2 separate regions of the Homo sapiens genome follow, and region 1 is linked to region 2. A link is a loop called in an ENCODE intact Hi-C map of the cell type or tissue named here. Cell type or tissue: chondrocyte. All regions are shown on one strand. Each heading gives the region's core, and the rest is flanking DNA. Links, peaks and the distances in the headings are about the cores only. Region 1 has its middle 47 kb from the start of LINC01252. Region 2 overlaps LINC02366 (long intergenic non-protein coding RNA 2366).

Region 1 (17,592 bases), core at 5,108-13,107, 730 kb before region 2:
TGAAGCATGTGCTTCCTGCTGTGACTGCGACGCTGCAAGGTGCACAGAGAAGCCTTGCTGCAAGGCTTCCAGTCACCTTCCTGTAAGTGCCTTGAGTTCCCAACTGCCTGGCTGCAAGTCCAGTTCAACATGAACCCTACTGAAGCAAGTTTTGAAGTTTTAGTTTGAACCAGATGAACTTATGATTTTTGTAAGTAAAAAATGACCAAATATCAGCAATTTCATGCGAATCAACCTAATGTAGTTGGCCCTTTAACCCTGCCCCCTCCGTCTCATCATGTCCTCTCAGGCTGTCCTCAGATCACCCCAGATCCCTGGCTTCCTCCTCCCACCCTCCCTGGCAGGGTCCCCATGATGGACGGGGATGGACGCCTGGGAGAGAACTCCACAAAGAAACAGAGAGGAAATGGTCAGAGAGGTAGGAGGATAGTGTCAGGGTCCAGAACACATTACCCCAACATGTGGCCCCTTGGTCTGCTGAATATTTTACATGGAAGGAAATGCAGAAAACAGCAGGAGCAGGAAGGTAACTCTCTGACCCTTTCTCCCGTGAAGCGTGGCCAGAAAGGAATTCTCTGACTTGCCTTGCCTGAAAGTAGGTCGGGAGACTCTCATTCCAGAGAGGTGCTGACTCAGTCCCCACACCGCCTTCTTCCCTGCTGGCCCCATCCAAGCCTCTGCTTAAGGAGGGCTCCATGTCCAACTTTAGCAGCTCAGGGTGGATTTATTCCCCAGCTTCTAAGGGCATTTTCTTGTGAAGCTTTGTTCTCTATGATGTAAGAGGAGAGGGATGTTTAGAGGAGCTGGGGGAGGAGACCCCAGGGATTTCCTTGTCCCCACAGATGCATCTCTTTGTGAAGCAAAACACACGCAAAGCACCTAGCAGTGCCCAGCCCACAGTCAGTGCTCATGAAGTGTTGGTTCCCTCTCTGCCCACTGCAGTTGGGACAAACAACACACAGGGTGCCAAGATTCAGCTTGATGAAGAAAAGTGTAGCCCACATTCCTGCTCCTGGGCCTTGTCCTCCGTGTTGCAGCTCAAAGTTAAGGACAGCTCAGGTACCAGCATTGCTTGTGTTGAGGATAGGCCAGCACATCCTGTGCCCGGTGGTCCCCAGAAATGCTATTGCCTGCTGACACTCTGCATCTCCAGTTCATCCCCCCGTTCCTCTCCAAAGCCCACTCTATCTCCCTCGCCTCCTAATCTACCTGGAGCTCTCACCTCTCATCTTTCCTTCCCACTGCGGGGCAGGTGGCGATCTGCAGGCCTCCACGAGAGAGAACTGCCCTTACCCTGCCTGAGATACTCAAAGCCAGGGGCACTGATTCAGCTCTCAGCACTGAGAGGATGGACTGGGATCTTTCTCTGATGCCCTCAGTGGTCTGAGGATAAAGCGTGCCGGGCATGCAGGGTCTACAGGAAGTAAGACAGAGGGAGGCACTGAGCTGAGCACAGATAAGAAAAGGAAGAGCTCATGGCCCAGAGCTAAAGAAGACATGACCCAGTGACCAGAAGACCGTGTCCCAGTGGGAAAGGCACATCTTAGTGTGGAAGGGTGTGGACATCAGGAGGGATTTAGACTCAGCAAGGACTCAGGCTCACTGCCCTCTGCTCAGGAGAGCAAAACCCTCTAGGTGAGGTTTCCTCTCTGTGTCTTTAATCCAGGGAGCAGGTGTCAGAATCAAGGGCACCATCAAAATAGGATGACAGGGACATCTGAGATGTGCCAAATTTTCAAAGGCCTAGCTGTCACAGCTGGGGGCGGATGGGGAACAGTCTTCTCATGGGTCCACCCTGCCCTATATGGCACAGCCTAGGACCCTTCAGTCAAACCCGGCTCTTTCCACCCCCAGAGCAATGTCTCATCTGTTGCCTCTGAGTTAGGCAGGGCATATGTAATATAAATTTCATAGAAAGGGAAACTGAGGAATGGGGTGGGCTAAGTGACTTGGGCCAGAGGATAAGTGACTTGGGGTCAGGACTCAGATCTCCTCGGATCCAACACCAGATGTCCTTCTCCCACATGAAACCTTCTCCCTAATCTTAACACTTCTGTGGCTCCATGGTTTCATCGGCCATCACAGGAGAATGAAGCCACAGAAATTGCACGCATGTTCACATGTGTGTATGTGCACATATTTGTGCATGCATGTACATGTGTGTGTGTGCATGAGTAATGTGTGCACGTGTGCTGAGCAAAGTGGGGGAGGGTGGCAGTTCCTGATGATTTTCTCCATCTTGAACACTGTAGGTGCTTTTCCTGGGAGAGCCAGACAACCATGGTGTGTCAGCAGGAGGGGTCTCAGGACAAGACCTATGAAGTGAAGATGAACAACGACACAGAGGCCTGCATTGAGCCCAGCCTCCTCTCCACAGAGATATGAGCTCTGTTGCCCTCTTCCCAGGCTGGCCTCGGTGTGGGAATGGGTTTGGGGAGGCAGGGCCAGGTCTCTGAGATCCCACCTCGGGCTAATTTGCAGGAGGAGAGGAGATCACAGAGAAAAATCCGTACAGCCTATCTCTCTCTCTCTGCCTCTCTCTTTCTCTCTCTCTCTCTGCCTCTCTCTCTCTCTCTCTCTCTCTCACACACACACACACACACACACACACACACACACGTCCTTTTTAGCTTGGCCTTTTCACCAGGAGTATTTCTAAACATTGCTTCTTAAATCTTTTAAGCTGTAACCAACAGACATAAATCTATTTTCTGGTGAGACTCAGTTCACACATACAGATGTTGACAATTAAACAATGTTTCAAGGCAGTACTTATAATAAAACTGCCCAGAAGAGGGCACTGGTGGCAAATCTAGGCCTGCGTTTTTGTCCTTGCTGGAATTTTTGAAGTATTTTAGCTGCAGATCTAGATTCATTAAAAGTTATGACATCCACTTGGTCAGTTATAATGGGCCCTTAAAAGAATAGCATAGCATAGCATAGCATATCAAAATAGAAACCATCAGAGTGCATCAAATTTCACAAAGTTAAATACTGTGTTGTGCAACACTGGCTGAATTGCCAATATCTGTATATATCTAGGTGATCTCTGTGTGAAACATCTTTATGACTGTGGGTGGCATTCATAGCAGTTGGAGACACACTGTTTCAGAAGGTTTTCTGAAAGGACTTTAGAGTGAGGAAGGACTAGCCTCATCGGCTTTTGAAGACAGGAGAGGTGTGGCTGGAGGTGGTGGGAGGGGGCACCAGGCCCCTCTCCCCGGGGAGTGTCGGGGAGCAGCAGCCAGGCCAGCACAGCATGTGGCTTTCAGGGGACCTGGTGCTTTCTTCTTGGGAAGTGGGGGGAGGATTAGCAGAGATGCCTCCTTTTCCTCTGGCATAGAAAGAAGAATCTAGTGAGTAAGGAAAAACATGGAAATAGTCCCAACCAGTGACTCTTGACAGATCACTCAACCATCCTGTGCCTTTGTGTCCCTGCCAGAAAATGGGGCAGCGGGGGTGACAGAACTACTTTTCTGACTCGGTGAAACATAGCCACTGTAAAACCAAGATAAATAGATAAATAATCTGATGTTCCTTATGAGATACTATTCTCTACATTGATTCTTAGAGAATACAAATTAATACATGACCACCACCTACCTTAGAAATCAGAAAAAACCTGTATTTTAACATATTTTAGTCCTTCTAGAGTTCTTGGTACACTCAGGCACTCTGCTATGTCATGAAGAACCTGGTCTCAATCCTCAGGGAGATTCCACAAACTAGGAAACTAGGAGGGTCTCAGAAGAGAAAGATAATACAGACAGTTTCTCACTAATCTCCCTCAGAGTGGTACAACACTGAGGGGTATAGGCTTCAGAGAAGGTTGAGAGCAGGGTGACCTTAATGGGTACCATGCACAAGATCAAACAAACAGAAGTGTGCTCTGCAAGAGTGAGGGTGATATGCAAAAGAAAAAAATATAAAGAGGCCTTACCTGGCTGAGAATGAGAATAAGGCTTGCAGGCATATACACATGTGGTCTTTGCACAACCAGCATTCGTGCACATCTATAAGTACTTCAAGTCTCTGTACTGTGCCAGGAACAGGTGTGAAGTCATCCTCAGAGGTGTGGGGTGGAACCATGGATCAGTGAGTCCATGGTCTTGTCTGGAAAATGGGGTTGGAATGCAACAGTGCTTCTTGGATGGCAGGCTGAACCAGTAGGGATTGTGAATTGATTTTTTAATAAAATAGAACAGACTAAAGTAGAGTAGGACTCACCAGGGTGCAATACACGCACCTAAGGTAAATAAAGGGCATGAAGTTTCATTCCATTAGGTGCATCTGTACATGATGGGAATCTGTCAAATCTATGTCTCATTGAATCAAGGCTTGGATGCCCACTGGGGTCCCTATTAGCCCTGCTGTTCATCTACTGAGTGATTATAGGATGCTTGTAGGCAGCTACTTATGTGCGCTTGCTGATGAGGCAGGTGTCAGGGAACAGAAATCAGGGGCCTGAGAAGACCTCTTTAAAACCCCAGGGGAGTCAAACACTTGCTGACAGAGGCTGGAGTAATTTTGGTTTTTAAAGAAGACCTGGCTCTGGGGCAAATACCAGCACAGAGAGGACTGGGGAGGGTGAAGGCAGGCAAACAAGGGGCGTATTTTGACTCCCTCTGTGTCTTTTCCCATTTCATGGAAGGAGGTGTTCAGCTCCCCACCCACAGTGACCAGCGTGTGGAGCAGCTGATGTCTCAAGGATTTACTTTGGGAAGATGAGAAAAGGGTGCTTTTCATCTGTTGGTGTTTTTCCAGCCATATCAGCCTACCTGGTGAGGTGTGAGGGTGTGTGCCACCCTGTTCCCCCTCTATTGATGTTCCTCTCCTTGTGCTGCCCAGGTGCCATGTGACACAGGCTCCTGTGTGAAGGCAGATGGGAAAGCCCTAACCTCACTCACAGGGCAGCCCTCAGTCACCAGAGTCCAGGTTCTCCAGCAGCTACAATTTTAGGAAGTTGTAGGGAAATATATGGGGAAAGAAGTGTCCTACAATTGTCAGGGATGGGGCACCTTTGCCTGTCCCTAAGCACACCTTCCTCTTCCTGCTGCCCTTCCCAGCCCCAGCTCCCTGTCCTCCCCACAGCCTGGTGAGAGGGATGGTGCATTGAAGGAAGTCCAATGGGCAGATGCTTACACGGCTTCTTTGTGGAGCCACTTTTTGTTTTAACTTAATTCATTAATTTATTTTTATGACAAAGCAATGAAACATTTCTTTGTGGAGCCAAATACCAATGTAACAGGTAAATGGGTTTCTGCCACATCTCCACATTGTTGGCGGGATGCTTGAACACCCCCCACCACACACTCTTAAGGCCCAAGGTTGAGCTCTAGATGAGGGACTTTCCTACTCCTGGAAGGGCAGGCACTGTGTAGACAAACATGGAGAGAGAGCCAGAGTGACTTCCTTGTGTAGAAAAGTGACTTCCTTGGGGGGAAGAAAACCCAGAAATAATACAAGGTCAACATATAAAACTAAATTCAATATTTATATGCTAGTAATAACTGGACATTTAAAATTTTGCAAAAATTCCATTTATAATACCTCTGAAAAATGAAATTCTTAGGTATATAAGAATCTGTATTCTGAAAACCAAAAATGCTATAAACAAAATCAAAGAAAGCCCAAACAAATGAAGAGATATATTCATGGATGGGAAAACTCAACACACTAAAAATTTTAATTCTTCCAAAATTGATGTATTCCTTTAAAGCAAATCCACCAAAATCTCAGCACAGGATATTTTGTCTGTATAGACAAACTGATTCCTAAATTTATATGAAAAGGTAAAGATAAAAAGATGAATTCAGTAGGAGGAATTGTGCTACACAGTTTGAAGTCCTACTCTGATGTTAGAGGAGTCACGACAGTGTGTGTTTTGGGGAAGGGCTGGATATACAGACCAGTGGAACAGAACACAAAGTCCAGAAGTGGATCTACACAAACATGGCCAAGTGATTTCCAACAAAGCTGCAAAGGCAACTCAATAGAGAAACGAGAATCCTTCACCAAATGCTATGGGAACAATGGCATTTTCATGTGCAAAATTTGAACCTCAACCTAAAATTCCTATCTTATATCAAAATTAATTTCAATGGATCACAGATTTAAATTTAACATGGAAAGCTATTAAACTTTTAGAAGAAAACAGGAGAAATTTCAACACCTAGTTCTGAGACATGACACAAAAACAATTCATAGAAGGAAAAACTGGTAAGGTGAACTTCAAAATAATTTAGGGCTCTTGCTCTGTGAAGGATCCTATTACAGGGACAAAAAGAAATGCTACAGACTGAGTGAAAACATCTTCAAACCATATAACAAAGGACTTATATATAGAATCTATGAAAAACTCTCAAAACTCAATACATTTTAAAACACTATCCCATGAGAAAATGGTCAAAAGACACGAAGAGACATTTCACCAAAGAAAATGTGATCAGCAAATATGCACATATAAATATGGTCAGCAACATTAGCCATTAAGAAATGCAAATTAAAACCACAATGGGCTACCACTATGCCTGTTAGAATGGATAAGATAAAAAATGACACAAAATGTTAGCAAGGATGCAAAGAAACTGGATCTTTCATACATCGTGGGCATGACTAGAACACGGTATAGTGACTCTGCAAAGTATTTTGGCAGTTTCTTCAAAAACCAAACGTGCACTTCTCATGTGACCGAGCAATTATACTCTTTGGCATTTACCCCAAAGAAGGAAAAGTTCTCTCTCCTTAGGAGAAAAGACCACTTAGTATCGTGGAAGAATGTCCCTTTTTGCTGAGCCTTGAGGAATGAGGGAAAACTGATTTTCTGCTTTTTATGCTAGACAAAGAAATGAAACAAAACAACCAAAAAAAAAAAAGAAAAAAACAGAAAAAAAAACAGGTGAAACTGAGGGAAGTGCAAATGGGTCTTTGAAGGAAATGGGATAGAAAACTGCATGTTTTTGGGACTTGAATGAAATGTTGTAGGTCTGCCAAGCCAGATCATCTTCGATGTTTCCTCTTAGATTCTATGGTTCTGGTCAGCTTACACTGTGAGCTAACATGCCCTAACTTAGCTTCTCTAAGTCCACAACAGACGAGAGAAAAAAAATGAGTTTTAAGGAATACAGCAAATCTTCACAGTTATCCCCAAGATTTGAAGCACACATGAGACTGAATGAAGATGAGATCCTCAGCTCTACTTTACCTCTCTCCATCCCCTTGAGCATCACCATTGTCAAGGCCAGGTGCTGACCAGATACAATTTCCCTCTCACTGGTCTTCCATGCAGTTTCCCATCACCTGTCTAATCAGAGAAGGAAAGCTGACATGGGCACAGACTTTTCAGTACAGAGAAGAGAATATTCCAGCCCGTTTAAGGTTTCTTCCCATATTCCTAGTTTATGGACCTCCTGAGTGAAGAAAGAGCTTGAGGTCCTAGGTCCTGGGAGGATAGCATTTCTCTCATGACCCACGATGAGATTTTAGTGATCAGCAAATAGCCAAAAGGAAATAAGGTTTGCAGTTGCTGGCCCTAACAAGAAGATTAAAACAGGCATGACAACCGAATATCAACTCCATCTGCCAACCATCCCCCATGTCATTGTTCCCTTTCCACGATGGCCAACGCTATTGCATGAAAATCCTCCTTGAGTCGGAGGAAAACGCTATTACCAGACGGAGTCCTCAAGGTATATGTGAGTTCTTCATTGGTTTGATGGGTGTTTCCTTGCAACACTTCCACCCCTTCGGCTCACTTTGAAGTGAGCACCCCACTTTGGGGGGTGCTCAGAAGAAAGGTGCTCACTTGGGTCAGAGTAGAGAAAACTTCCCCAAATGAGCCCCTCTTGGCTGTGACTCCCGCCGCACCAGGTAAAGAGCCACATTTTCTCTTCCTCTGCCTCCAGCTCCCCTGGTTTCCCACATCACTCCTGCTTTTCAGCGTTGTTCTCCACCTTCTGAATTCCCCTCTACCCCAGTCCTACTCTTCCTTGGCCCCAGCCCTTGTAAAGCTCTTCGCATGCCTCCATGTCTCTGACTTTTTCGTATCTCACTCTCCATTCAAATACTTCTACTACTGAAACTCCCTTCCATTTTTTTTCTAACTTAAAAAAATATTTCAATGGTTCTATTTTCTTCAGTTTGATCTTCACTCCAACTTCCTTCTAGTCTAGTCCCTTTAAATGCTGCCAGTTCCCAATATCCCCAATCGCTTAAATATCCTCTTTCTTTCGTCTTTTGCCCCTACTGATGATCTGGTTACTCCTTTTTGCGCCAACATTCCCCAAAACCTTCTCAAACACTAATATTTTCCCCTCTTTTCCCCGAAATCTCCCTGTCAGGCTTCTGCCCCCAAGCATCTTCTCACCCCTTCGCGCCACATCACCCAGGTCCTTTAGACTCCCACGCACCCAATTTCTGCATCTCCCCCTCACACCCGCTTGCTTCCCTTGCTTCCACCACAGCAGTGCTCATCTGCTCTTCCCCGCTCACTCAGGTCTCCTGCTCAGGACTCCCTTGCCGAGGGCGCGGGAGATTCTTGCTGAAGGGGGGTTCCGGGGGCAGCGCAGCAACCCGGGGGACCTTTCTTCTCCTTGTTGGCCTTGACCCCAAGTGTTCCCGGGTGCTGATGGGGCGACTGGGTTGTGTGAGCCCTGCCTCCAGGGTCTGGCTCGGGTTGCGCCAGGAGCTGTTCGTGGTTCTGAAACGATGCCAGCTCGGGCGCGGGCAGTGGCCGGGCGGATGAGCGCTGTCCGTGGTCCTGAAGATGTTCCTGGGCCCCGGCGGTGGCGGCGGCAGCGGTGCCTAGGAGGGCCGGCAGCGGGGACGGCTACGAGGTAAGGAATCCGGGCGGAGGCTGCGCTTGCGGCAGCTGCGGATGCTCCCACAGGCTGCGATTCTAGGCGCTCAGCTCGTTCAGCCGCCGCTCCAGCTCGTCGATGCTCTGGCGCTGGGTGCGGACGAGCCTCTGTTGGTTCAGCACGATGGCCCTGAGCTCCTTGAGGTAGAGCCCGGCGCACCGGATTCTCCAGAAGTCTCTCCAAGCCGCCCGCCAGCCTCTTGAGCCCTTCCTGCGCCTGGGCGGCGGTGGGGAGCGCGAGGGCGCGGGATCCCAGCAGCCCAGCGGTCGGCTTTCTTCCTTCTCCCCCTGGCCTAGTCTTCCTCTCGCCGCAGGCGCCGCGTCACTGCCACCCTGACTTTCACACACCCACCGCGGGGCAGGGTCATGGCCCAGGGCAGCCCTTCCTGTCTCTTGGCGTCCAGAGGAGGCTTTGCTACTCGCAGGGCATTGAGAAGAGGGAGGAGGCGAGCAAGAGGTTCGGGCGTGGGAGGGAAGCAGGATAAACGCAGGTGACCGCAGAAGGACAGGGGGCGGCCCTCTGATCAGGTGGGGGATGGGTGGCAGCACCCACCTGCTGAAGATGTCTCCAGGGACCTTCTGCAGGCACTGCCGGGCATCTGCCACCTGCCGGACGGCCTCCTCTCACTGCAGGTCTGGTGGGATGTGGGACAAGGCATAGGTCTGATCTGCCAGGGGATGCTGGGTCCTCGCAGGAGTCATGGTGCCTGTGGGTGGGAGCCAGAGCATCAGAGCCACCCACGCCCACCGGCACCCACTTACCTCAGGTAGCGTGGTGTTGAGACACCACAGCCCTTATCCTAATCGTGTGCACAGCTTCAGTCTATAAAGGTGGGGATGGGAGACAGAGCATTTGGTGGGAGGCCAGGAGCTCATAGGAGATGGGATTCTGCTGATAGCTGCTGAGTGAATGAGGGAGGGAATGGGCAGGACCAGGGGCTGGGTAATTGGTAGGGAAAATGGAGGAACTTGGAGAAGGAGCAACATTTCCTCACCCCTTATAAGGTGCTTGGTACCTGCCAAGAACCCTGTCCATACATGATCTCAGTTCAGCTCCCCACCTTGGGTATACAAGAAAGGAGCCCTGGCTGCAGAGGAAAACAGAGGCTGGAAACAGGGATACATGGGCAGTGTGGTGGTGGTGAGAGAATTGCCCGAATCAGCTGCCAAATGGTGCCCAGGTTGGAAAAGCAAATGTGCACACATGGGTTCTTCCCACTCTAACCCTGAGGAATTCGAGGCCTGCTTCTTACACAGACTGGGCAGTGGCTAGTGACTCTAGGTATAGCAGTGTCCAGGCCCTGCTCACCCAGACTAGAGCTTAGGGAGCCAGAAGGAAGGAGGTGCATGACAGGTGGGAAAAATAATCCTCAAATTGCAAGGTGAGAGCACAATCTATTTATACTGGGTTGAATTAACTCCTCCCCCAATGCCACTAAAGCAGGAATCACACTGCACATGGCACTGATTTGATTGGCAAGAGACATGCCACGCAGAATATTAAGAGACCAGGCCCCTATAATTAGGCCTAATCACAGCCTGTTGCTTGAACATGGCCAGAAAGACATTCATCAGGCCTGGCATTGTGCCCTAGGCCAGCTCTACTGGGCACTGTAGTGAGGCCCTCCATTGCAACAGAGGTGTGGGTGGGCCTGGGTGAGTGTGGCAGGAAATGCCTAGGAGGCTTCATTTGGTCTTAAAGGGCCATGTGCCTTCTCTGAATCTCTGATCCTTTCCATTTCCCATTCTTCAGGCTGAGAACTGCACTCTGATACACGGTTATTCCCAATAATAATAATGTGTGTATCATACACAATGCACTGCACCTCTTCACCATGCTGGTACCTACTCCTCTGCTCCCCCTGCCGGCTTCCTCAGCCCCTACTTCTACCCTGATGGTTCTGTCCTCGCCTCCTCAGGCCAGCACTTCCCATGATCTGAGATGTCTGTCTTCCTTCCTCTTCAACTTTTTCTCCAGCAGTGAGTTCCTCCTCCTAACTCAGGCTTCCAGGAAGGATATCCTTGGCTTCTCAGACCTGAACCTGCCTCAAATACTCATGAGGACCCAGGAACTACTCCTCACCTCCCACTTCTCTTCCCTCCTGTCAGATAACCAAGGCACGGCCAACTGATCCTCCACCATCCGAGGAACCCAACCATCTGAGACCACCACACCCCTTTCAAGAATGTTCCTCCCCTCCCTTTGTTTGTATTTATACCAGTGCAAATTTGCTGGCCATCTTAACTTAGTCTTCTGCCTCAGTTCTCCCATCTGTAAGATCAGGAGGCGGATAAAGATGTAAGATACTTTCTTTGCATATCTTAAGATGAATTCCGTGTTAGTTACCACATCTGAGGGAGTCCGTGTGTGTTTACTGTACTATCCATGTGAGGGGATTGTACAGACACAAATCGAAACAAGGAAGTAGCAAGTCCATTCAAGCATTAAGAGACTGATTAGTGGTTTATTCATTCTGTCTGCAAACATCTACTGATCCTGTCTTCAGTGCAGACCATGATCACTACAGAAATGAATGAGACCCTGCACTGGCCAGGAAAATAGCCTCAAAAACAATGGAACTCTAATCCAGCCATGAGTAAAATAAGGAGGGACAAATCCCTTCTAGGGTTAGGGAAGTCAGGAAAAGTCTCTTAGCAGAATGTGTGCCTCTCTACCAGGCCCAGGGAGCTGGTACAAAGACAGCATTCCAGGTGGGGAGCAGTGGCTTACACCTATAATCCCAGAACTTTGGAAGGCTGAGGTGGGAGGATTTCTTGGCCCCAGGAGTTCAAGAACATCCTGGTCAACATAGGAACTGGAGTCACGCAGTCACATACTTCACGCTGGGGCCCACCATGTGAGGCACAGAGTGGGCTTCCAGGAAGGAGACTAAGCCTCATTTCGGGTTGCTTATGGCCAAAGACAGGACCTGTGTACTCTGTCCTCTGTCCCTCACTGCCTTCCCCCTGGGCTCAGGGCCAGGCTGACAGCCAGTCTTGGCTCCTCTGGGCAGCCCTTGCTCTGTGTGTGCCCCGGGGCAGAGGCCATAGTCCAGGCCCAGAGGCCATAGCTGCCCTCCAGCCCTACACCCTGACCCACTTTCCTGCGTCTCTCAGTACACCCGACCTTGTCTTTACCTGTGCGGGAAGCTCCTCTATGGTCCACTTAGTTCCCACCCACCTTTAAAAAATAAATAGAGGCCAGGCACAGTGACTCACGCCTGTAATCCCAGCACTTTGGGAGGTCGAGGTGGGCGGATCACAAGGTCGAGAGATCAAGACCATCCTGGCTAATATGGTGAAACCCTGTCTCTACTAAAAATACAAAAAATTAGCTGGGCGTGGTAGCATGCACATGTATTCCCAGCTACTCGGGAGGCTGAGGCAGAATTGCTTGAAAGCTGGGAGGTGGAGGTTGCAGAGAGCCGAGATTGCACCACTGCACTCCAGCCTGGGTGACAGAGCAACGCTCCATCTTAAAAAAAAAAAGAAAAAAAAATTAAATAGAGAAGTCAGTCATGATGACGTGGGAGGATCACCAGAGGCCAGGAGTTCATGACCAGCCTGGGCAAAATAATGAGACCCCTGTCTCTTAAAAGGTTTTATTAAAAAAAATTAAATAGAGAAGCTAGACATGAAAGGACAGATATTGTGTGAGTCCACTTATGTGAGGTGCCTAGAACAGTCCAGTTCATAGCAGCAGAAGCAGTGGCCGCCAGGGATGGGGAAACAAGGTGGGAGTTGGGCAGCTTGTGTTTCATGGGTAGAGTTTCAGGTTGGGATGATGGCAAAGTCCTGGAAATGGCTGGTGGTGACGGCTGCACAGCAGTGTAAATGTGCGAATGCCACTGAGCTGTATGCTTAAAAATGGTTTTGATGGTAAATTTTAGGTTAGGTCTATTTTACCACAATAAAAAGCTAGGAAAAGCTGGTAGAAAGAAAGAAAAGAAAGGAAAAGAAGACAAAGAAGAAAAGAAAGAAAGAGAGAGGGAAAGAAAGAAAGAGAGAGGGAAAGAAAGAAGGAAAAGAAAGAAAGAAAGAAAAAGAAAAGAGAGAAAGGATGAAAAAATATTAATTTCTTTCTCAGGCAATAGTCCAGATTTTGTATTATGAAGCTTGTGTATCAGCTCTGCCCTATGAAGTCCTTGGGATACCAGGCTCCTTCCTCCTTTCTGCCCCACCATTCCTTGGATGTAGCCCTTGACCTTTTAATCGAGGTTGGAGGATGAGGAGAGAAAAGGAAGCAATGGCCTAGAAACTGCCATTGAGCACATGCCTACATCCCATTGGCCAGATGTCAGTCACATGACCACACCCACCTGCAAGAGATGCTGGGAATTGAAGTCTCATTTGTGGGTAGTCATGTATTTAGGCAAAATTTGAGGACTCCATCACCTTGGAAGAAGGAGAGAATAGATAGTGGGGACAACTTAGCCATCTCTGCTGTCATCCCCATTTGATCTCTCAATGGTCAGAAACCACAGAGGAGAAGGAGTGACTCCCAGAACATCCAACATTCAGCCTCCCCTTATTACTCTTCATTCTTTTTCATCCTTAAAGAATCCTTCTGGCCACTCCCACTAGGCATTGTCATCTCCCAAGAATTACAAACTATCCATGGATTCCTTCATCTTACAAACCTACCTGCTTCGTGGTAGGCACTGTATTAGGTAAGGGGACTAGAAAGATAGAGGAGGTGCAGTCTTTTCCCTAAGGAGTCTTCAGTCTAGCAGGCAGGAGTAGAAATGTGGACCAACTGTCCTGAAGTGTGACAGTTGTATAGATAGACATTTGAACAACATATGGTGGGGTATTAAAAAAAAACAGTTAACACTAAACTCAAAAACAGATAAGGGAGGGATAAGAAAATGCATCATAAAGGAAGTCTGCCGTAAACTAAGTGTTTAAAGTTTGGTTCATTGGATGGAGGGGACAGGACAGAGTCTCTGTCTTTCTCCCTCCTTTTTTGCTCCTTCCCCCATGCCTAATATGCTTTGTATAAAACCACCTGTATGCAAAACAGATCAATCCAGCTACTATCCTATTAAAAATATAGTGCATTGGCTATAAGCTTAAGTTACTAACTTGCATATTCATTTACATGGCAATTCCTGTAACCTTGCCTCTTAAGAAAACTAGACGAAATAAAATTAATTACCAAAGGCAGCCAGCAGCAAAAATATCCAAACCTTAATTCTAGGTACAAGCTACAGAACATGGCACAAAGTGGACTGTGGTGGGGGTCTGTAGATAAGGTGAAGCAATAGTTTTACATCAAAAAATTATTGGGTTCTATACAAGTGCAATCATAAATGAGGCATTGGAATTTGGCTTCACATTGACTAAACTGTTGAGCCATGGTTCACTCATTAACATTCTGTGTTAATGATATTCTAGTTATCATTAAAAAAGTAAAGGTGAAACTGAGAAACTATAAGCAATAAAACTTGGTGTTTAGGAGAAAATAATTTATCATCCATAATATATAATTTTGAAAGATTAAAAACACATTCATCTCAATACAAAAATTCAATAATGCTTGAATTACTTCCAACGTGTTCATCCAAGGTGAACCTTCACATTTTTACAAACTCTTTTTCTTTATGAATTTTTGTTGACTAAGAACAAATTTTTTTCATTTTCTGAACTTCAAAATTATGCATTTTTCTATATGCTATACACATGAAACTTATGCTTCCTATGTATTAATTTTACAATTTTAAATTCCTTGGAAGATATCTTGTTTTTAAGTATTAAATTCAACTTTATTAGCATGTGTTCATTATCTAATAAAACAAAATGAACCATAGAAAGCAGGGATCCCCAGACTTTTTAAATAAAGAGTCAGGGAGCAGACATTTTAGACTTTGCTGACCACATACAGTCTATGTCACATATTTATCTTTGTTTTTTTTCTTTTAACAACCTTAAAAATGTAAAGACAATTCTTAGCTATGGGCCAAACAGGTCTTAATTTGACCCGTGGGCCTTACTTTGCAAACCTCTGAAAAGCCTTGATATCAGAAACCTATATGCCTATAAATAACTATAATACAAGGGAGATATATTAATGCTATGTACGAAATAATGAAATTGGTGGATATGTAGAATATGGTTCTTTTCCAGTGTTCCTTTGCTCAGCAACGGTATCATTATCCATAAAGCTATGAAGCTGGAAACCGTTGAGTCATCCTCAACATGACTCTCTCCCTTTCTCTCATGCATTATATTGAATCTATCATCAAGTTCCATCCATTTTACTTCCTAAACGTTTCTCAACTTGATTCACTTCTACCTCACTGCCACAGTCCTATAAAACTATCATTACCCTTTACTTGGAATGCAAGATTCCTAGATTCCTAACTGGTGTCTCTAATCTACCCTCATCTATTTTTCTTCTCTACCAAAAGTCTAGTTTTTCTTCTGATTTCTTTTATTTTTTCTCACTTTCTCTCCTTTCCCATCCCTTCCTGAACAATTCAATCCTAAACCATCTTTGGTATGGGAGGTGGTACAGAGCTAACATAGCCTGGTATGGGTGTCAGAACCTGCACTGGGTGAAGACAGTGTTAATGTGAGGAAGGAGTGTGTCCTGATGCGGAGTGTCAGAGCCCAAGCCAGTTAAGGAAGGCATCTTATGGGAGAGTGGCTTGCAATGGGAATCAGAGTCAGAGCAGGGAGGGAGTGGCAGGGAAGATGGGAGATAAGTTACATACACTGGGATTGATCAAATAGGTAAATATATTTAAGGTTATTGGAAGCCAGGTTTTTCACTATCTGAGAAGGAAATTGCAAGTATAGAAAGAGAAGAAACTGGAATGATCCCTGTGATCTGTGGTACTAGATTGGGATTGAAGGTATCAGTAGATTTATGGTTTTTAGTATGTAGGTAGACAGATACAGATAAAGGTGTAGATGTAAATGTAATTGGTGTGTGTATGTATGTTTGTACTGAAAAAAAAAAGGAGCCAAACAAATAAAATTATGGGAAAATGGCAAAAGGACATGAAACCAGCTCAAATGGCTTCCACTGATCAAATCTGCTTCATGGTGTAGCCCAGGGGTTTTTAAACATTCTGTATAATCATCAACTTAAAAATACAATGCCAGGAGTGTCCATAGTTTGTGGTAGCACGTAGACAGATATAGATATGGGTATAGAAGTAAATGTGATGGTATTTGATATTTTCCTCTTGTAGTTCTCATGGAATGTCTTGACTGGTGTAGAATAGAATTGAATCATTATCTTTTAGAGTCTAGATTTGATAATTCTGCTAATATAGTCTAGGATCACATTAATTATTGGGTGGGAGAGACATTTGGGCGGTAAGAGGACATTTACTATTGGTGATATCAAGTTTTCCGTCTATTGAAATGTTAATATATTTTCTTCATGTCCAGCTGCTAAGCTACATTGTTTTTAAACTATATGTATGAAGCTGAGATGTTTCACTGGGTCATGTGATGCCTCATTATTCTATTGATTTATTTGAAAAAACATTGTGAACATGAAATCATGTCAAAGGCTTTCTTATGCTGACAGGTGGCCAGGGGCTGAAGAATGCTGATTATCCCCCTCCTTTGTGATGTCATATTACCTTTAGAGCCTTCAATTTCACCACTTGCGTGGACCATAATAGTTTTTATGTCTCCCAATGTAGTTTGTAGTTTGCTCCCCCGTGGATTGCCTATTACTTCCGGGTCAAATTATATGTTATCTATTTCTACCCTCCGACACCCACCTTTACAGTAGCTGCTTATTAGTGTGTGACTGGTCTGGTGAGTAAGCACAGTGAAGGGACTGGCCTCAGAATGCACACTTACGGAGCCAGATAATGGTTCTCAATGACTGACCGCGTCCAAATGGAGAGGAAAACAGACATTAAATGCCTCCTGAAGAACCGCTGACACCTATGATGTAGTCTTGCAGAGCAAAAATTGGCCCTGAGCCCGATCAAGCCTCAGGGTGTAACTACCAATGTATAGGAAATAGACAAAACAGAAGAATGTGTTAAATGGCATTAAAGGCATGTAGCTCAGCAAAATCCAGACTGTGGGGGAAATTCTATAGAAAAAACAACCCAGCTATTTCAATTAAGATTTTTAAAAGCAAGAAAAAATAGACAAAAGGAGGAATTTATAGATAAAATGAGGCTTAGGAGACATTTCAATTCATCACAGGGTCTGAATCATATCTGCAAAACAATTCAAACAAACAAATGGAAAAAGCGTTTTAAGATCAGAGAAATAGAAACATGAAATACTTAATGATACTAAGCAATTAATTTTCTAGGTGTGGTAATAATGATGCCAATTATAATCCCAAAAGACACAATTCCGAATGCTGTAATCCCAAATGTTGAAACCCCAAATGTTGAGATACTGAAAGCTGAATTCTGGCGATGGGATTAGCGCATTTTTGGTTGCATAAAAGGTAGTTGTATCATGTTAGTTGCATCATGTTTGGTGGAACTAGCACCTTGTTGTGGTCTTTATTTGGAAATTAAATATGGTGTAAGGAGATGCAAGTAAGTGTCATGTTAACAAGAGGTGAATTTGTGGACTTAATTTTAGATGTAAACTTAACCAGATTAAGGAATAACTAAAAACCTGGTAAAGCATTATTTTGGGTGTGTCTGCGAGGACGTTTCCACAGGAGATTATGTATGAGTCTGAGAGGACTATGTGGGGAAGATCTGCCCTTGGTGGTGGGAGACACCATGCCGTGGGCCAGG
Region 2 (12,578 bases), core at 4,579-12,578:
CACCATGGCTTTATTTTTTAAACAAATATTATAAATAAATATTACATACAAAAATTTCAAAATCATTGTTAGGCATGTGTTTAATATGATTGACATAGAAAAGCTTTAATCTGCTTTCCTTTCTTCAGTTCCATTAGAAGCTAACATAGGGAAATAAAATGGAAGCATATTTAAAGAGCAAATGGCTTTTATTTTCTGCGTGTCAACGCCTTGACATCTGAGGCCTTGCTCACCCTGGAGAGACCATCCTTCCCAGGATTAGCCAATTCTTAGAGTTAGCAAACAATCCATCCAGTGAGCTTGCTTTACAAAGGCAAATCAATTCAGTGTCCACACCCCACAACCAGCTCCTTTGGGCTCTCACACTCCAGACCGCTATCCACCTGTCCTAATCACCCCAGGGTCTCAGACAACCAGCAACAGTCTCTATACCCCAGAGCCCACTGAAACAAACTAGCTAATCCTTAACCTTCTTATCCTGCATCAACCATTCCTTCCCACAGAAACCACAATAGAAGATCTTGCCCACAGTCCTCTCCTGCTCCCTCTGCCTCCTGACTGTCATGGAGGCTTCCATGTGTAAACATCCACAGCATGACATGGTGTGTCCCATTCTCTTGGGATCTGCAAATAACACACTATCTCTTCAATGGTAGTCATCTTCTGACGTGTTGGTCTTACCATACCTACATAATAATAATGCTTATATTAAAACATGTATATTTAAATATGGTATATATTAAAAATTATTTGTTATAGCAAAAACATTATAGCCATTTACATGGCCCCCAGCAGAGGATTGCTGGAGTTAATTCTAATATATCTATTGTATAAAATCCTAAGCAGCAGTAAAAAAAAAAAAGGCAGTTCTTTATAAGTTGACGTGGAATTACCTCCAAGACATATTGTTAAGTAAGAAACTAAAGCTGGATCACAATGGATATGCTATGATGCATACTTTATGTTTAATTAAGTACACAAAATAACAGTATATATTTATAAATGTTCTTAAACATAAAGGCACCCCAAAAGGCCTGTGCAGATAATAAACCAAATAGATTATAGTAGTTATTTTTAGGTAAGTCAAGAAGGATTTTTAGTTTGTTCATAATTTTTAAAAATATGTTTACACTGAGAATGAATTTATATATTAATTGTGGAATTCAAAGTAAATAAAAACAAATTTTAAAAGTTGATAGCTACACTACATAGCTCATGGTGGTAGGAAGTAGTCTTACTTAGTTAGCAGCTAAAGTGGTCAATTCCAATTTTTGACTATCATTGTCATCAACCTACCTCTTGATATTCAAAATGCCTAAGGCCCACCATGTTTAGCGGCAATTAGACACTACCAGCAAGATTAGTCTCATCTCATCACTCCAGCTGCAAGCTCACTTTCATTTCAGTACTACGGGAACACAATAATTTTCTTCTTCATTGACTCAGTAAAACAAAATCAGAATTACAGCTTTGCAGAGGAGTATATTGAATGTAAGCCTTGAGCAACATAATACAATGCTGAGCTATATGCAAATTTTGGCTACTACCTTTTAGTAAACATAATTTTTCTTTTTTTTCTAACAAGTTTTCTTTGAAAAAGTATAAAAGAAACATCCTAATATATATGTGGAATTCTTTTTTCTGGAGTTTCTTCTTCCCCATCACTGAATAAAATATAAAAACAAATGAGAATATTTGCCAGCATGGTCAGCTATAGCGTATACCAGCAATTTCTTTGTTCATTGAATTCATACAAGTTACTATCCATATGATTCATGCATTTTCATGCCATATTACGAAGCACATCTGTGCAAAGATAGGCTTCATTAAAGTTCATTAATTATTTCTTAAATTAACAAGTTCAAATTATACAAATGGGAAAAATCTGTCATATTGAAGTGGACATCATAAGAGATGACCCCCATGGATTTCACTAATCTAATTTGTGCTTTAACTTAAGCAGATTAGTAAATGTCATTGGCATGGATTTCTTCCGTATATTTCTCCAAAACAAATAGTAAAAGATTAGATCAATATCAAACAAAAGATTAAAATAATACCAATTACATACAAAACAAAACAGGAACAAAGAACCTGTATGGCATGTGGACTTTCAGAATTATCTGCAGGCCATTTCAATGATTAAATTGAAATGTGTGTCTTCTGAATATTTTCCAGAATCCCTTAGATTTCATCTTCTAAAGAAACTTTGGGTATACCCCATTGGTCCATAGGTATCCCAAGAGAACAGCAGAGAAGACCATATGCTTTGCTAATCCAGTTATTTCCAGTACCCTTAGAACTCAAAATTAATCAAAACCCCTGAATGAGACACAGAGCTCAAAAATAGTTGATGCTGAGCTTTTAATATGCAGATTTTAAGAACAACGATTGACAGAGTAATGTTTGGACTGAGATGAGTCAAGAATAAGCTCAATGATGCCTCCATCTGAATCCATTTCTCCATCCAATATCTGGGAGGAAAACAGAGAAGAAAGTAATTCAACCAAGGCTTAAAAACTGATGCCTAACTTTTAAGTGATGTGAGATTTATGCTTTCTTTTCCTTAGAGATGGAAGGGGTGCAGAAGGGAATAAAAGAAAGGAAGAGATCTGGTTGCTTAGTGAACGATAAAGACCATATGCTAATATTATCAACTGCATAACCATAGGGGTTCCAATCTGTCACTTCCATCCCTGCATTCTCACTGTGTGACATATTGTGGGCATCCAATAAATGTTAATTGAATGAATAAATAATTGAAATCAGGTGGCATATATGCAGAATTTCTTCTGAGATGGCATGCCTTTTTATATGCCATAGAGAAAGTGGACTATATTCTAGACCATTCTAACTATAAATTCTATACTATAGTTATAATAGAATATAAAATATGAGGTTGGGTTGGAAGACTACTAAGACAAAAGATACAGAAAGTATTTTAAGAGAGTCAGAGAACTGATGAGGGGATCATGTTGCCCGATACTTACTTATGCCTTGGATTGTGGAGGTGAATTGAAAAATACAGGGCCAATCATAAGAGGATGTATGCACCTCAGGCCACATCTAAAGGTACCACAGCACTTCCTAAGATCTCTGCAGTCATAATCATTTATACAAGGAATGCCAGAACAATAGGTGGAAATCTTAGATTGTTGCTTAGAGGCCTGTTTGCCCAGATGGGGTCTAAATTTCTTTTGACTTGAGTCTTGACTGTGGCTCTCTTGCTTTGTGTCAAAAGATTCTATAAATTCAGGACACGTACCCCGCTTGCCCTCAACTATGAAAGAAAAAAGGAATTGTGAGCTTTTTACCTTCTCTTATTTGTACCAGGAATTTAATTTCTTTAAAAGATATGTCTATAATCTCCTTAATTATGCTCTTCTGTTAGCTGATTTTGCTCCTTAAATCATGTTTTAAAAGCACTATAAAGCACTACTGGGTATATTTCTAAGGTATAATTATAAACTGGCTCTTAGACTAAATCCAACCTGTTTAGTGTAATAATTTGATATATATTACATATGTATGGAATATATATATTTAGAAAATATATATTTGAAATATTTATATACATATTTGGGAAGGATATATTCAGAATATATATAGATTTAGTATATGTATGTTTATTTGGAATATGTGCATTTGAAATAAATTGGGGCCAAGAAATTACTTATACAATATGGAAAGATGTTCAACTCATGTTTTTCTATTTTAATAGAGTTTTATTGCAGTGCTATATATTAAAATATTTTCATAGGTGTACACATTTTTAAAATTACCAGATGTGTTCAAATGTAGGCTTACTTGGAATGTAGTATAGGACGTCTAAATTGTGGATGATCAGCAGATACAGACAGCTTTAATTCATTCATTTACTCCCTTGTATGTATTGGGTGCCTACTGTGTATTCCAGAGTTGTCAGCACTCCAGATACAGCAGTAAATAGAAAAAAGAAAAGAGTGGACAACATAGATAATAAACTAGTAAAATTTACAGTATATTAGACAAAGATTACTGCTAAAGAGAATAATTAAATCCAAGGAGATTCCTAAAAGTACCTTGCAATGCTAAGGGTCCCTAATTCTTTAACTCTAGTTATGTAATCTACATAAATGAGTTATTTTCAGAAGTTTTTGCACACTGTATATGTTATCTGTTCACATTTACTGTAATTCAAGAAGCACTGATCAAATTTCACTAGGACTAACCGGAATAGCTTTCTTCCTTTACATGAGGTCAGTTAGGTTACAGGCTTCTTATTAAAATGCAAATAAATATCATCAGTAATTAGTAAATGACAGGGAGTATTATAAACTTCCATAATGATTCTATGCCATTATGACACTATAGAAAGTTAAGAAAATTTAACATATGAATATATTAACTCCTGATGTTCATTATACCATAGACTTGGGAACACTGTACATAAGAGAAAAGAGTAAAAATATAGTGTCAGAGGCTGGAGGCAGGAGGATCACTTGACCCCAGGAGCTCAAGACCAGCCTAGGCAACATAGCAAAACCCTGTCTCTACAAAAAATACAAAATTAGCCAGTTGTGGTGGTGTGAGCCTATAGTCCCAGTTACTTGGGAGGCTGAAGTGGGAGGATCACTCAAGTCCAGGAGATGAAGGCTGCAGTGAGCTGTCATTGCACCACTACACTCCAGCTTGGTTGACAAAGTAAGATTCTGTCTCTCAAAGAAAAGATAAAACAATACACACACACACATAATCTGTAAATTAAACAATAAATAAAACTAACATGGTTGTCTGAATTGACTTCCTAAAAAAGAAAAAAAAAGGAAAAATAGTAGAATTATAGAATCAATCAAGTATTAATTTCAGCTTAAAGATGAATTTTTCTTTTCTCTATAACCCTTAGTTTCCTTTAATAGGAGAGTAACAGAATTGGAGCAGCTTACCACACTTTTCGTGGAGGAGCTATACATATTACAATGTTTTCTTTCATCAGTCTGATTAATTCTGGAAAAAAGTTTTGATAAAATGTCCTGCATAGCTCATTTTTCTGTGACATTTTCTTTCACTATGACTTTGTTCAATCCTCTCAATTACCCTGTGGGTAATTATTCTCCAACTCTTGCTTGTTTATCAGATGATAGTGATGTCTTTTACCTTCCTTTCCCTCACTCCCTCTTTGCTACGTGTAACATGGTCGCAGTTTCAGGTGGCAGAATTACATTATGTTACATTACTTTTGCACATTGCACAATGTACTCAGTAACTAATTTCCAATGCAGGTCAGTCCCTGATCTGAGAGTAAAAGTAAATAAATGTAATGCTGCCCTTTGTTTTCTACTTCATTATCTTCTCTGGCAGGGAGTGCTAGCCCAAGTTCTCTTTCTCCTCTTCTTTGCTAATAGAACCCTGATTTTGTTCAGGGGAATAATGTGCCCAGTGGATCTCAAGTGGGAGCATTTCGGAACTCTTTGCTGGCTGATCTGACTGTCACAGCACTGGAGCTCCCTAACTATTCAGTAAGTGAGGCAGGGCTGCTGGGTATCTTGCAATGGGTGGAGCACCCCCAAAGGAAGACAGAGGAGCCGAAATACAGGAGCCTGTCTACCTCCAGACTTCCCATTATATACAAAAATGAAACTGCTATTTGTTTAAGCTACAGTTAGTCAAGAATTCTATTACTTACAGCTTAACATAATTCTCAATAAGCCCTCCAGTCATGAACATCTGTCCTCTATTTCATATCATTCACCAAAAAAATGCAGTAAATCTCGTATTCCACTTAGGGAAACAAATGCTAGAAGAAAAAGAGATAACCAGGATCTCACCTTGCCATTGCGCATCCTGGTCTTCCCAACCACCTAGGGGAAATGGAGAATAAAGTATAAAATAAGTGCTTTCTTCTTGCCCAAACATCTTCTTGCAGCAAATTCTAAACTGACTTGATAATATGTTGTTCTCATTCTAAGGCAATTACTATAGTAAGTGACTGGAAAACAAAGTAGCTCTTTTCTATTTGCCATACTACATCCATTTGTCATGTATCATCTCAGTGAATATGTAGCATAAAATTATGCTTGACATACATATTCCTTTATGTTATTGATTTTTCACTGTTCAATAGGAATATTATGTTATTGATTTTTCACTGTTCAATAGGAATATTATTTTGTCAACTATATGCACTTGTAATATGGCAGAATGGATTCTTCTTCATCACAAACCCAGTCCCTCATTTATAAGTAAACAGAATAAGGATTTGTAAAGGAAAAAAATATTTTAAGTTTTGGATGATTTTAGATTTCGGAGTGGTTGCCAAAATAATAGAGAGTGCCTGTATACCTTTCACTTACCTTCCTTTTATGTTTGCCTCTTACATAACCATGGTACAACTATCAAAATGAAGAAGTTAGCAGTGGTAGAATACTCTCAACTACACTATAAATTTAATTTAAATTTCCTTTTTTCCACTAGTGTTCATTTACTGTTTCAGGATTCCATGCAAGATCCCACCTTGCATTATTTATAACTTCTTAGTTTCCTCTAATCTGTGAGAGTGTCACAGTCTTTCCTTGTCTTTTATGACCTGTATATCTAAGAAGAGTACTGGTCAGCTGTTTTATAGAGTGTCCTTCAATTCGTGTTTGTCTGATTTTTTTATAACTAAACTGCAGTTATGGATTTTGGAAAGAGTACCACAGAGGTGAAGAGCCCTTCTCCTTGGATCACATCAGGGGGTGCCTGATATCACTGTGTCTTGGTACTTACTGATGCTGTTAACTTGATTACTTATTTAAGATGGTATGTGCCAGCTTTCTCCACTGTAAAGTTTCTACTTTTTGTTGTCCATATGTAAATGGAGTTTTTAAAAGTGACTAAACACTAGGACAAAGACAGAACGTGTCTACCTCTAGGATATTAGCAAGGATTAACCTTTGCAGTGAAAAAGTATGATTTGCTTTCAGATCCTCCATCTGAAGACAACAGGTAGGGAAATTATGGGAGCCCTGCCCTCATCCCCTTTACTGGCCAGTGGCCATCGACTTGCTGTTGAGTATTGGCTACTAGCAACTCACAGCTACCCCATTCTCCAGGTAACTACCCTTAGCAGTGGCTCTCTGACATGAAGGTATAAAAGTCTGGCCTCCCTGCCTCAAGTGAGACTAACTCTATGGAGCAATAGGTGTTCCAGACTTTTCTCTGTGGGGTTAGACTAAGCTAGTCTGCGCGTGAGACCACATTTTGCTTAGCTTTATTCCTTATCTACCCTGCTTCCTAAATCCCCTCTCGGAGAGAGCTCTCAATAAATATTCTTAAAAGCAGTCCCATTTAAGGATTGGCTTCTGAAGAATCTGACCTAACACAATACAACACTTGGAGTTATTTTCCTCTCCACCTTCACATGCAGGATCCAAGACCGCTTTTTTCTCCCTACCCAACAGTAGAGCCCAGCAGTAGAACCACTCGTCAGAATCAATGCAAGAAGAGACAAGTGGTGGCAGTGGATAAGTTGAAAAGATAGAAGGATGAGCCTGAAAAGGATTCAGAGGGGAAGCCGCCTGCCATCTGCCTTGAGTGTTCTCAGCATCAGGAACTAAAACCTTAAATCTTGGATGGAAACTCAAGAAAAAGATGTGCATGCCCCAAAACCCACCACCTTATGAAATCAATACTGGCTGCATTGTGTTTCTTAAACTCGAAGGAAAGGATTGAGAAAATAGTCTCTGGGCTACTCTACAGAAAACTGACTGGCTGACAGATCTTTTGGTGGCAAAATTCTGGAGGATGCAACCATATAAGGAAGAGGCTAAGGAAGAAGAACTAATAAAATAGAATAGCAACAACCTAACAGATAACAACAAATTTAGAAGAGGCTAATGCCATCAAACCTTACTAGAAGAGAGTTTCCGAAGGAGGAGGATGAACAGCAGTTAGTGTCAAATGCAAGCTCATTTTGATACTCATTGAGCTCATTGAAACTTTGAAAGCTAGTTTTAATAGAAAGATGGCATTGGAGACAAAACTCCTGTTGATTGGAGAGTAATTAGAAAGTGGATTCTACAAATCAAGGATTATTTTTCAAGAACTGAGTGAGCTGATACATAACTGGCTTGAGGATTAGGTAGGATTCATTTTTCTCTTTAAATAAAAGAAGATATGACTAGGAGGAAAGGGCAGATGCCAAGAGAAGAAGTACAATTAGATGTTAGAATTATCTAGTTTTCTCTAATTACATAGAATCATTCTGGATAATTATTTAGAATTATTTAAGATAATTTTTTAGAATTATCTAAAATCTAGAGGTAACTAGAGTCAGGGAAAATTAAACTTATAAAATACTAAGCATAATGCTTAAACCCTGGTTCCTCATGATGATTTCCTTGAAAGAAAGAACTTGTAATAATTTGAGCTAGTTTTCATCATATTGTGATTATGCTTCTGTATGTATTCGAGTTTTATTTTCATTAATGATGCTAGGGTGTCACCCTGTGGTAAATGTAAGTATAGCTTTGATGCAACCCACTTTATACATCATCCTATTTCTAGATATCAATTGCAACCATTTTCATGGTCCTTTTATTTTGTTCATAATGTGGCTTCCTACTTTAAGTTTATTTTTAAGTAATATATAACATTGAAAACATATAAGACCAAATATAGAATGTAAGTTACAAAAAGGAATATTAGATAAACTAACAAGAATGAAAAAAATAGGTTCTTAAAACTAAAAACATGATTTTAAAATTTAGCTGAAAACTTTGTAATGACACCTGAGGTTGACTTGTAAATATTTCAATTTTAAATTATGTTTTATATTATTTGTATGTGAAAAATGGTACTTTTTAAAATAACAAAATCCATAAGCATGGAGAGGTTCAAATGATAAATGTACAATAGTTACTATTAATCTTATTCCAAGCACTACTCTTTTAATGTTCATTGCAATAGCGTGACATATAATAGTGCAAACATAACTATGAAAAAATAATTCAATCAAGTATACTCCATTCTTGTTCATTTCATCTGGCTCCTTTTAATCTCTTTTTATTTGATTCAAATAACTTAGTCATTATTATTTGTGTCATTATTTATCATTAGCTTAGTGTAAAAGAGAGATATATAAATTATTTACATGATGAAAGATTTCAGAACTTCAGTGGAATGGGAAGCTTCGTGTCGATGCTATTTCAACAGGATTTATTTCAGTCTACATACTTCCCAAGAATGTCACCATCTCTAAATGAGAACTAATCCTTGTCATCTACTTTGGTGCCTCCATATTCTGGAAGAAGAACATTATCTCTAACGTTCACACGAACTGGTTGAATCTCTCCACCCTTTCCTTTAGAGCCTGATCCAACAGCTACTACTGTGGCTGCCAATACTTTTCCTTGAGATTTTTCCAGAAGCATAATGGCTCCTTTGGTTACAGTTTTGGCGGCACACCTTTCAACCAATACTTAGTCAAAGAGTGGAAGTAACTTTCTAAACACTTGTCCTGCCATGAGCCCTCTATCGCCGACTTTTACTCTGCTCTCATACAGTACTGCAAAGAGAGACTGACTCCCTTGGTCATTATCTTAATCCTGCGGGTCTATGGAATGTGTATCACTTGTTTGTATTACATAATCTATCAGTAAAGACGTCGAATTTAGTACTTCTTTTATGTACTACCTTACTAAGTATATTCGACCCTTACTCAGATGGTCTGTTACCTAAACGCAGTAAGTCACATCACATGTTTCTTTTGCACCCTCTACATAATAGGTATTCAGTAAATACATTCTTAATTTAAGATTAGTAAGTTGAAGAAGGCTTATCTTTACAATTCTATAGAAAAAAAACTTCTTTAATCAATTTAATTAGCATTCTAAAATTGTATTTTAATTGACCAAAGTGACAAGTGTATCAACAAGAAATTGTCCTTTGATTATTTCAATTAACTATTAGAAATGCTATTCAAAATAAGCTAAATATCTCCCTGAAATTTCAATACCACATGATTAAAATAATAAGGCAAGACTCTTGAGAAAGGATAAGAGAAATCTTAGAAATGTTAGGGTGTAGTCGTTGTTAATCTGTACTACTGATTAGAAGAACTGACATCGTATGTAACTGATAAGAGAAATCAATAGACTAAAAAGACAAATATGAAGTGGAATCATGATTTAACAAGTCATGTGCTGAGTAGATTGTCTAGTCAGTTGTTATGTTGGAATTAGGGTTGAAATTGTAATATAATTCTGTTACATCTTGTTCTCTATGGTCTAGGAAAAAGGAAAGGAAAAACATGACTGAAGCAAAAAAGACAATTTAGTTGCTAACATGTCTCAAAACTTTATAACTGTCATCATATCAGACTTACCATTTTCTTGGTTTCAAACTTCTTCCTGGGTTGTGCTCAAAGCCAGCGAGGTAGCTAAAAGAAAGAAAGAAAATATCTTTAAATCAGACTCATACTTCCCTCTCTGCTGTAGAAATTTGGGGATCCTCACTTATATAGCTTGTAGAGAACAATAACAGCATTGCTGCTACCCAGGAATGGCCCCTGGAGTTTGAGGTGGCTTTAACCGGAACATTTCCTTCCTATGATTTACCACCTATTTCATGGTGTTCTGTGTTACTAACAATTGTCAAATGATATATGGATTCTGCTGTCTTCCTTAACTGTGACAAGAATGATAAACAACAAAAGGTTAAGATAACACAAATGTAATTGCCTGATGACCCAAAAACTCTTTTGGGAAAGGATCTAGGAGAACTTTCTGATTTGTCAGTAGAAAAAAAGGAGTCACAAAGGAGCATCAGAGAAAGCATCTATAATAGAGAGACCCACGTTAATGTATAATATCTAATGTAAGATTTAATTTAGTTCATAGAAATTCAATTTAAAAATAAAGATGGATGACACGTTATGCATTCCCTTAGCAAAAACGTTGGAAGTGAGATGTTGGAAGTTGTATAGAGGATCCAGAGAACAATGTGGTGAACAATGGCATTTTTTCACAACACCTCGAAAGGAAAATTAAGACAAACTTGCCTCCATAGAAGGAAATTAGGAAGTAAAAAAAAAAAAATGTTGGTTCTCACATAAACACAAAACATCAAATCCAGTGATTTCCATGAACTCAGGACTTGGCTCCTCCATTTGACCTGGAGCATTATTAAAACTGAAAGAACTTAATTAATTGCTTTCTAAAGAGTTATGCTTGTCTCAAACACTGCATATCCGAAAAAAAGGTTTCTAATGGTAGAAATTGATACTTTACCAATTATCTATGAAAAATTACAAAAATAAGAAAGACCATTTTATAAGCAGGAGAAAGGCTTGATTGAGAGAATACACCCAAAGAAGAAAACTTTTCTTGAGTAACAGAACCCAAGGGTTAAGTGTTTATGTTGTGAAGTCAGATGCAGTGTCAAAATCAATCTTCATCACTTACTAGCTGTGTAATTAGAGCATACTAATTAACCTCTCTAAGCTGCATTCATTCTCTTTATCTATGAAAGAGAAACAGTAATTAACTCATAGCATTTTGTGATAATTAAATAACATTACATGTATAAAGTACTTATCTTGGCACATTCATAAATATTCAATAAATATTAGTGATAATGATGAATGATATGAATGTTCCTTAGAATGCATGCATTTCTTCTTTGGGATATTTACAGCAGGATGAAAGAAAAGATTGCCTCCCACATACTGACAGCATGTATTGGTATATGGAGGGTGAGGATGAGTTGGTAAGACAGCCAAGTAGTAGGTTAAAACCAGAGACAGGATCCAAGGCAGTGGCAGCCATGTCTTTGGCATGCAGAGGAAGACATTAACAGAAAAGAATCAGAGCTATTACAGACAGGAGGCAAGATTGTGACCAATTATCTTCTTTTATACAAGATAAGGGCAGAAATTAGAAAACAAATAGGATAGTCAGTGTCAAAGAGAAAGTTGATAGCTGTATAGTATTCAGAATGAGATGTGGGGCGATGGTAGTGGGGCACAGGAGCACACTGCAGAAATAAATAATAGTGGCTGTAGGAAGGAAGAAGTGACCAGATCATGACTGTAGTATTTTTTAAAAGTAACACAAAAGCAGTCTTATCAGGGAACAGGACAACAGTTATTATAAACATAGACTAATTTCACATTATTATTCCACTACTGTCTTCTCTTAAGCCCTTATGTGAGTTTCTGCAAATATAGCCTTATCCAAACATCTACTTTGTATTTTCAACTTTTTTCTTTGCCCTGACTCACACAATTTGGATAGGAAGACTATTAGAATTTCAGTTTAGAAAATTTTAAAAGCTATCTACTTCAAAGCAGTATGAATGGAATAAGAAGAACAGTCGTAGAAGTTGGGGAAAATCATTAGCTCAGCTTGGCACTCTGTTTATCCAAAGCCAAGTTAAAGTGCATTGAACTTCAAGAGAAGAGCTTTAATTCCCTTTGGATTTGTATGAGGATTGGAATCTTCCATTTCAAATGTGAATCCTCAAAATTTCATCTCCTGAAATGTTATTCCCTCAAGGGCTCCATCTAATGATGCAAATTTGAGAAAGAGCAGTATGTTCTATTCATGGGTAATCAAACA

Evidence for each region. Peaks named below come from ENCODE experiments on the same cell type or tissue, not always from the same donor. Only the 100,000 strongest peaks of a DNase experiment are listed, where the experiment ranks them.
Region 1: it touches region 2 in a loop (4-fold over the local background); 4 of 110 quality-filtered maps call a loop at or near these places.

The regions. Positions count from the first base shown.
Region 1 is chr12:11,491,920-11,509,511 of GRCh38, reverse strand. It overlaps the pseudogene IQSEC3P2. Among named protein-coding and RNA genes, the nearest start is that of LINC01252, 47 kb to the left of the region's middle. RefSeq lists an enhancer at 8,913-9,803. In chondrocyte, for the core only: a CTCF peak has its summit at 10,724 (motif pointing left); DNase peaks (open chromatin) are centred at 8,771 and 9,176.
Region 2 is chr12:10,767,214-10,779,791 of GRCh38, reverse strand. LINC02366 (long intergenic non-protein coding RNA 2366) reads right to left here. Exons shown (of 7, transcript NR_120463.1): 2 at 10,346-10,399; 3 at 5,808-5,840; 4 at 4,926-4,986; 5 at 3,808-3,927; 6 at 2,991-3,280; 7 at 2,341-2,474. It also overlaps the pseudogene HSPE1P12. Among named protein-coding and RNA genes, the nearest start is that of LINC02366, 23 kb to the right of the region's middle. In chondrocyte, for the core only: CTCF peaks have their summits at 8,244 and 8,468; no DNase peak of the experiment used is centred there.